Regions from separate parts of the Mus musculus genome. Here region 2 is linked to region 1. The links are chromatin contacts, found by POLR2A ChIA-PET in ENCODE. All regions are on one chromosome and are shown on one strand. The core of a region is the stretch at or near the end of the contact, and the rest is flanking DNA. Distances in the headings are between cores, read along the strand shown.

The links. ChIA-PET counts read pairs that join two places held with the same protein, here RNA polymerase II (POLR2A).
Region 2: POLR2A ChIA-PET joins it to region 1 with 13 read pairs in Patski. The contact joins the enhancer-like site here to the promoter of Itgb5 in region 1. POLR2A ChIA-PET finds 5 or more read pairs at or near these places in 3 of 5 experiments (Patski and embryonic stem cell).

The regions. Positions count from the first base shown.
Region 1 is chr16:33,827,734-33,831,910 of GRCm38, forward strand. It overlaps Itgb5 (integrin beta 5), which reads left to right and starts at 1,932. Exons shown (of 15, transcript NM_001145884.1): 1 at 1,932-2,297. The coding sequence starts at 2,228.
Region 2 is chr16:33,920,463-33,924,639 of GRCm38, forward strand. The region is part of intron 10 of Itgb5 (integrin beta 5); the gene reads left to right. Among named protein-coding and RNA genes, the nearest start is that of Umps, 44 kb to the right of the region's middle. Within about 2 kb of position 1,840, at least 2 of the 3 ENCODE cell types and tissues checked have a DNase peak (open chromatin) inside an H3K27ac peak, as active enhancers do.

The sequences.
Region 1 (4,177 bases), core at 682-3,181:
CAGAAATTCTGAATTAGAAAAGGCATCAACAAACCAGCTTTAATGCAGCTTAGATTGCTCAGGACTGCTTACAGCAGGTCTGGGCAGGCTGGGGACCCAGAGAACCACCAGATAAGACAGAAGGGGTCTGGTAAGAATTAGGGCAAGTTGGATCACAGCACTTTCCAGGTGCAATTTAGATAAATGGTGGTCCGTGCCAGATGTGGGACAAAGTAGGATATTTCAGCCGCTACAAAGTGCTCATTTTGAGTGCAGAGAAGATGGGATACTATGGGCCCTGAACTCAAAGAATGCATGGCATAGGAAAGCCACCATTGTACTTAAAGCAGTATTTCACCTTCTAGCTCATCCTACACTTTCCTGCCAGACCAAGCAACACTCCAGTTCAAACTCTTTGATCAGCTCCCATAATGTAGTAGCCACCTCTAAGCTGGGATAAGCATAGCCCCAAGGCTATTGCCCTAAGGGCCAGGTAATTCCAAGATCTACCTGGGCTGTTTCTGCAGCATGAATTCTTTTTTTTTTTTTTTTTTCTTTTGGTTTTTTGAGGCAGGGTTTCTCTGTATAGATAGCCCTGACTGTCCTAGAACTCACTTTGTAGACCAGGCTGGCCTCGAACTCAGAAATCTGCCTGCCTTTACCTCCCGAGTGCGCCACCACGCTTGGCATGCAGCATGAATTCTACTGGATAATGGTTAGCAGCAAACATGATTTTTTTTCGAGACAGGGTTTCTCTGTGTAGCCCTAGCTGTCCTGGAACTCACTCTGTAGACCAGGCCGGCCTCGAACTCAGAAATCTGCCTGCCTCTGCCTCCTGAGTGCTGGGATTAAAGGCGTGCACCACCACACCCGGCCAAATATGACTTTTAAGTCATAACAAAGCAATGTAGGACAGAGTACGAATTTGCATATGGTCCAAGGATGAACTTTGAAGTTTGCTCTGGATTGGTTCACTTTTCCCTATGCACACACTACAAACTGGCTCCTGTCAGTGCCACCCAGTTAAGAGTTTGAAAGGTGGACACAACAAAGTTTTTAAGATTCAAACGCCTTAGGTAGGTTTTTGCACCTACACCGCCAAGTCCTGACCTTCTAGCTGCTGCTGCTGCTGCTTCTGCTGCTTCTTCTTCTTCTTCTTCCTCTTCCTCTTCCTCCTCCTCCTTCTTTTTCTTCTTCTTTTATTTATTTATTTTTTCTTTTGGTTTTTTCGAGGCAGGGTTTCTCTGTGTAGCCCTGGCTGTCCTGGAACTCACTCTGTAGACCAGGCTGGCCTCAAACTCAGAAATCTGACTGCCCCTGCCTCCCAAGTGCCGTGTAAAGTCGTGTGCCACCATGCCCAGCTCCAGCTGGTTCTTAATAGGCAAAGGTTAGGCTGCCTTACTTAAATCTGGATTTCAGGGAAAAAGCTAGCAGTCGCTTCCTCCAGTATATTAACCCTTGGTGGCTCAGTTTGCTCACCTAAACAACGGGAGGGATGTTAGCACTTATCACAGTGCCTGCTCACCAGGGTGCCCTCCGCTTCACCTGAACTTCCACGTTCCACGTGTCCTCCCCTGCCCATCCCAAGCGTGGCGTCTGGATTGAATATTCTCGGGCGAGGCCTGGCCTGGCATGCGCTTGTGGCATGACGAAATGGCCTGACAGATCCAAGCCGTAACTGCCCCACGATCCTGAAGTCAAAACTGAGATTGCTTTGGCCCAAGTAATCTCTGCAGGCCTAATGGAGCGCGCCCCGCCCCCTCCCAACTCCAAGACCGGGGAGGGAGACCCTAACTAGAAGTTTCGAACACCCGATCCCCACAAGTGGGTCAGCTGTGACAGCCACCTGGGCAACCCAGGATCTAGGCGTGCTGGCGGGTCCCGGTGCAGGGCGGAGCTGGTCCGGCCCGAGCTCGCCCCGCCCCGTCCCGCCTAGCCGTAAACTGACCGAGTGGCGGCCCGCAGGAGAGGGGGGAGGAGAAAGCAGAGAAGAGTGGGGGCTGGCGGCCGAGGAAAAAGGGAAGGGTCTCCGAGAGTAGACGCGCGGGGGACTCGGCGAGGGTGCGTCCGGAGCAGCGACAACTCCGAGCGTCCCAGCGGGCCAGCGAGGAGGATGGTGGCGGCCGGGCGCGGACCAGCCCGGCCGCGGGCGCCGTGAGCCGGAGCGCAGCGCCCGGCATGCGGCTGCGGTCCCCGGCCTCGGCCCCGCTCCGCCCCCGCCGAGCGCCCCAGCCGAGCGGCGCGCATCATGCCGCGGGTGCCCGCGACCCTCTACGCCTGTCTGCTCGGGCTCTGCGCGCTCGTTCCGCGCCTCGCAGGTAAGCCGCGCCGCCCCGCCGCGCGCTCCTCAACTTTTGCTCGCCCGCGGCCGCTTGCGGGAGCCGAGGGTGCAGTGCACCCCAGGGCGCTCCCAGAAGGGTCGGCGAGGCGCGGGCATCAGATCTGCGTGCGCTGGCGGGTTCCCTCCCGGGCTGAGGAGGAGCCTTCCCTTCCTGTGTAAACAGTGTGCGTCTGGTGGCGGAGCCCGAGGGCGCTGGGGACTTGGGAGGGGAAGCCTCCGGGCCCGGTGCTGGGGCCCTAGCTCTTCGCTCGCCTGCACAAAGCGGCCCTTGTGGCCCGCGGGGAGTGATGTGGGGGCCAAAGTGTGGCGACCGAGTCATCCCGGAGGTCTGTGGATAATGCAACTTTCGAAGTTTGCTCTAAATTGAAAGTTGTCATTACTCTCTGTAAGTCCGAAGTCGCTGCCCCACCTGGTACACCGCCATCTGATACTGTTCGGTACTGTGATTCACAAACACTGTGTCCGGACTGCGGAGGGGCTGCTGGCGCTACCTTAGCCGGATGCACCCTGGCGCTGATGCGGGAGCCCCCAGCTACCTGCGTTCAGTTTTCAGACTTGGGAGTGGCAATTAAGTTTAGGGACCGGACAGTGGTGGCACACGCCTTTAACCCTAGCATGCTACACAATGAGACCCTGTCTTAAAAAAAAAAATCCCTATAGGAAGAATGATAGTTGACGCTCCTACCTCTTCCAAACCTACCCACTCAAAGAGGAGTTTCCGAACTTTCCTCTTCCTGTCGGAAGTAATTGTGTATTGATTAAGAGTGCGCTATTCACTTTCAAGCCCGAGGTACTTGTTTGCCTCTCTGAGCCCAGTGGTTGCCTGGCTGCTTGAGGGGAGAACTCTGTTACCCCTACCCGTCTCATTTACATGAAGGAGGTTGAGGTTTCCATCTGAGAGCAAGGAGGGAGTTGAGGAAACCAAAAAATGTCGCTGAGGCCCCAGTACAAACTTAATAGCGTAGCAAGGCTGCTTTTCTGGGAAAATAAGTAGATCAGTGGGTCCCACCCACCCCTCCCTCAAATCTGGCAACCAGTGTCCACATCTTTCGTGTTCCAAAGAGTCCCCAGGGAAACGCAAAGAGATGTAGCTTGAATCACCATCCTCTGGAATATATCCTTGTCGACTGACCTCACTTCTTTAGGACAGAGTTTTAGTTTGAAGTTATATTCTTTATAACCAAACTAAAACTTTATCTTGTGTGTGTGTGATGGTGTTTTTAACATTTTTGTCAGAATAAACACTCAGCAACCTTACCTTAGTTTCTTTCTTTCTTTCTTTCTTTCTTTCTTTCTTTCTTTCTTTCTTTTTTCTGTTAGCAGTCTTCGAAATTCAACTTTGGGATGGCTCTAGTTTCTTTCCGATTAGCCCTCTGATTCGAATGAAAACTCCAACATTTCCCATTGCAAAAATTTTAATCCTTATTAGTTGAGTTTCCCAAAAACCTGTTTTTATCTTACTTATGTCCCCTCCCCTGACTCTTCCCAGATCCATCTCCCTTCCCTATGACCCCAACTCTGTCCATATTAAAAAAAAAAAGCACAATGGTGCGGTCCTTGATTTGAGCCTTCTCTACTTAGGAAGGGCTACACTCTTAGAGAAAACTTCCCTCCCAGCTACTGTCAATGGTTCTATGGCTGGGTATAATAATAATAATAATAATAATAATAATAATAATAATAATAATAATATATCCCCATCTGGCCTGTAACTCACTATGTAGGCCAGTTGGCCTTGAATTTCCAGAGATCCCTTTACCTGTCCCTCCCACACTTTGGCATTAAAGGAGTGCCCCATCCCTCAGGTGTCCTTCATATTATTAGAATCATTAGGGTTTTTGTTTTTGTTTTTCAAGA
Region 2 (4,177 bases), core at 590-3,089, 93 kb after region 1:
AGTGTGCCTGATAGGTCAGGGCTAGCCATGAAGATGAAGTATGGGGTGGGGTAGGAGACATGTGAAAGAAGTCCAGGGCACTTGATGAGGTAGCATTGTGGGAGGTTACCCATGGTTACCAATGGGCAGATAGGTGGTAGGCTTGCAGAGGTGGGGAGGAGAGAGGCTTCCTATACACAGAGATTTCCTGTGAAGCTTAAGCACATGAGAGGGGTGGAATTGAGGATTCTTCTCAAAACTGTCATGCAAAGTGCAGGACATAAGCGTGTCATGGGTTAAGGTGGGCAGAAAGATCAGAATCCTCTGGGACCCATCAGGGTGGTAGTTCTCTGGCGTTAGTGAGATGCTTCTGTGTAGGTTCACAGAAATTGTGGGATGGGTTGCTGCAGGTGTGGAGTTGTGAGAAATGAGACCCAATGTACCCAGCACACACCTGCCACAAAAGGAGGACCCTGGCTGTATATAGGTCAGAGCCACGCCCCCTGAGAGCTGGCAGTGTCCGGTTGAGCCTCTGGGTCCTGGGGGCTGTGTTTAAAGAATCCTAGCATGGTGGGATGGAGTTTCTACTCCCCTTAGTCACAGCAGACGCCCTGGTTGTATTAGTAGTAATATTTTACAGTGTTTTTCTCTTGAAATCAAGAGTCAGATATAACCCTTGGGAATGTTTTTGCTCCAGCAGGCTGCTTAGCCCGTGTTGTTCGGGAGCGGATTTGCCTGTGCAAATTCATCTGCCCAGTTTATAGCCAGATACTTGGCTGCTCTTGGATGTTGGTTTTCCCATCTCTATGACTGGGCCAGCATTGCTTGCTTCTGCATTACTTTGAGAATGGAGGGAGACATAAACCAGGAGCTTTAGTGAGCACAGAGCCTAACGGGCACAGGGCATTTGATGCAGGGTGTGCAAGTCGACTTCTGGCGATTCTGAGGCTGAGTCAACACACTTTTTTTATTTAACCACCAGAACCCACAGTTCTGAGTTCATCTTACATTGCAGAGTTCTGCCAAAGCGTGTATCTGCAAGCCCCCCCCCCCCCAGTGGTCTTTTCCATTTACCCATCTAACCCTGTGGCCTTGAGACTCTCATGGGCCATGGATTCAGACCCCAGAGGGGTCCTGAGATCTGAAGCTCCTATGTGGACAAACAGGGCACCAACTTCCTAAGATGGGGTTGTTGCCGTAACACACACACACGTTACACTCAGACCTTAAAGAAAACTTGGGAAACAGGAAGCTGATGCAAGTGTGGTCAGGCTGTGCTGTCTCGGTCTGTGATGGTCAGGATTGATGAAGACCATCTGGCAAACCAGTCCAAGGGGCCCTTTTCTTACTTCCCATGTACTCTCCTCTGTCCCGCTCTCCGTGTTGTCAAGAGAACTGCTTTTCCAGAGAACAGAAGGATTCTTCTCAAATCTAGAATGTTCTGAATGGTAGAAAGCAGTGTTTAAAGTCATCTACGTTTTCCTCACCCTAAGGGGTTAGTTTCTTTCCTTCCAAGCTAGCATCCGTGTCTTCGTATGACTTTGTGTCCTATAAGTCACCCTCCCTCTCCAGAGCGGAGCTTGAATTACTTTAGTCAACTGTTGAGTAGAACATTTTGACCCTTCGTCGTACATCCCACCAGATCTTCCCCTTTAAAAGCCACACTAGCCGAAGCGTGAAAGCACTCCAGGTCTTCCTGGAGAAAGGGGTTTCTGCACTGAGGTCATTGTGGAATTGGTTCAATTAAGATGAGCTTAAAGCAAACACAGCTCCAGACAAGGCTTAATGACACACACTCGTGCAGGGGAGGGCACCTCGTGCTTCCTCGTCTCGGACCATCTGGCTCCTTCCGGGCACAGCTGAGCAGTGGTGGGCAGGTCCTCCCTCCAGTTCTGGGGTCCCTGTGACCGGCCTGAGCTCTGCTCTGGGGCTGCGCACACTGGTTTAGTTTAGGTAACTGGGATAGCTGCTTCGTTTGAGGTTTTCGTGGGAGAGAAGCTGATTTCCTAACACTCAGCTCCTGATGGTGCTGACTCAGGCTCTCAAACCGTCAACCTCAGCAGTCTCTGGCACTTCTCCTTGCCCCTCGCCCCTGCAGCCCATTCTGGAAGTGGGTCATGTGGTTGAGGTCTGTCTTGAGGTAATGGTGGTGGTTGGGGGTGGGGGGAGGGCAGTGTACTGGAAGAAGTTGCTGAGACAGGCTTGGGGCCAGAACCAGTGGGAACAGCAGATAAGCTCCTTCCATTTATCTAGTGCTTCCTCTGGTGGGCCTGCAGTCCTTGACCCCCGTTGAGAGAGACAGGAGTATGTAGAAAAAAAGACAAGAGAATTCAGGATTGGGAGAGGTTTTCCATCATCAAAATGAGCAGCAAGGCAACCGAGACCAGGTCTGGAAGCAATTGAGCATTTTTGTTACTGTTCTTGTGACACATCACCATGGAACAGCCTCTGCGCCCAGGGCTCTCACTGTGGCTCTCCTCTGGTCTCTAGGAGAAGTAATTTACAGAATAGTCCTGTCCCCAAACAATTTCCGTGTGTAACGGGAGTTTTATGAGGCCCTTGGGAACACTTCTATTCTGATTCCTGGGAAGTGTTGACCCTTCAAAGTTTCTTTAAATGTGAGAAGAGGTGGGGTCTGTTCAGCGTTTTTAATGCAGTAAAAGAGACTCGTTCAGACTTTGTGCTGCTTGGCGATCTGTGTCCCATGAGTCATCTCCTGGGCTCTTAGAGGAAGCTGTTGAGAGCTTACATTTAAAAATCTCATGGCGAGCCTGCCTGTTGGGTCTCTTAGAATGAGAAATTTAAAAATCTAACCAACTGTAAACCTTTGAGCAGAGCCTTTTTGATCTTGTAACCGTGAGGCCCCCAATGTACATTGCAATAGGGTTTTATAATACGTATCCTACTTCGTTATGTGGTAAATACTGAGAGAACCAAACAACACCGAATTCCTTCTAAGAGATGAAAATGGGGGTCTGAAACTTGAGGCATCTTTCCCAGCATCCAAGAACAGATCTCGGGGTTGCCGTTGGTTCTTGGTAGATTTAAAACAGTTGCGACAGGCCTCTGTAGCTAAGAAGACTCCTGTGATTAAAGGGCTCAGTTCTTGGTTCCTTCTTGCCAAATGAAATACCACCCATCACGACGTCGGCCATGTATGCCTAAAAAGTATTTTTCGATTTACAGAGATTAAGTAGGGCTTCCAGAAATAGCCTCTCCGGACAGATAGTCAGCATTCCAAAAAGGTGGGCAGGAGGGTGCGTGGGTGAGCCATGGGCAAAAGGGCAGTTAGTGGGAACTATTTTTCCTCTGAAAGTAGCAGGGTCAAGTTTTGCAGCCTGGCAGGTAAACTCGGGAATCTGGGTGAGAAATAAGACTCAGAGGTAAGCTGAGCTTAAAAGGCCAAGGAAAGAGTTACTGTTTAGTTCAATCGGTAATAGACCTACATACACGGCATGCCTGCCACCAGCCATATCTCTTCCTCCTGTTCTGACCTCAGGCTAGAGCCCAGGGCTTATCAGGTCCCCTCCTCTCCTCCAAGTTCTTAACCAACCACTACTCAGAAGCCAGGCGTTGGTCTTAGCCACCCAGTGATTGTGAGGGTTACGCAGTGGTACTGATGATCCTTCCGGGAAGGGCATCCTGAGAGGCTGACGTGCATCAATGCCAACCAGTGGTCCCAGTCATTTCTGCAGGACAGTCGATGCACACACTTGCATGAGGCCCTCGGGTGGCTCTGCTGCCTACAAAATGAAGTCACTGTGACTTCAGCCCTAACTCTTCATTCTCGTCTGCCATTTGTGGAAGATGGTGGTGAACTGGTTATCGGTTCCAGATAGGAAGTATTCAGTGATTTCCCTCTCCCTCCTTCAACCCGCCCAGATGTATGTGGCTCTTCCTCACTCCTTTGCTCTTCTTGCAATCAGCTATTAACATACTCCTAGCTTTACTGTGAATTCAAGGAAGGGGGCACTCTCAGCCATCATAAATGTCCAGAAGCAGCATAATATAAATAATTTAATAGGGTGATGAAAAATGTCAGAACGGGGCATGAGGTCATACACCTTTCACCCTGGTACTCTGGCAGAGGCAGGTGGATCTCTGGGAGTTAAAGACCAGCTCGGTCTGCATGGCAAATTCCAGACCAGTGAGGCCTGCAGAGTAAGACCCTGTCTGTTTAAAAAAAATCTATCTATCT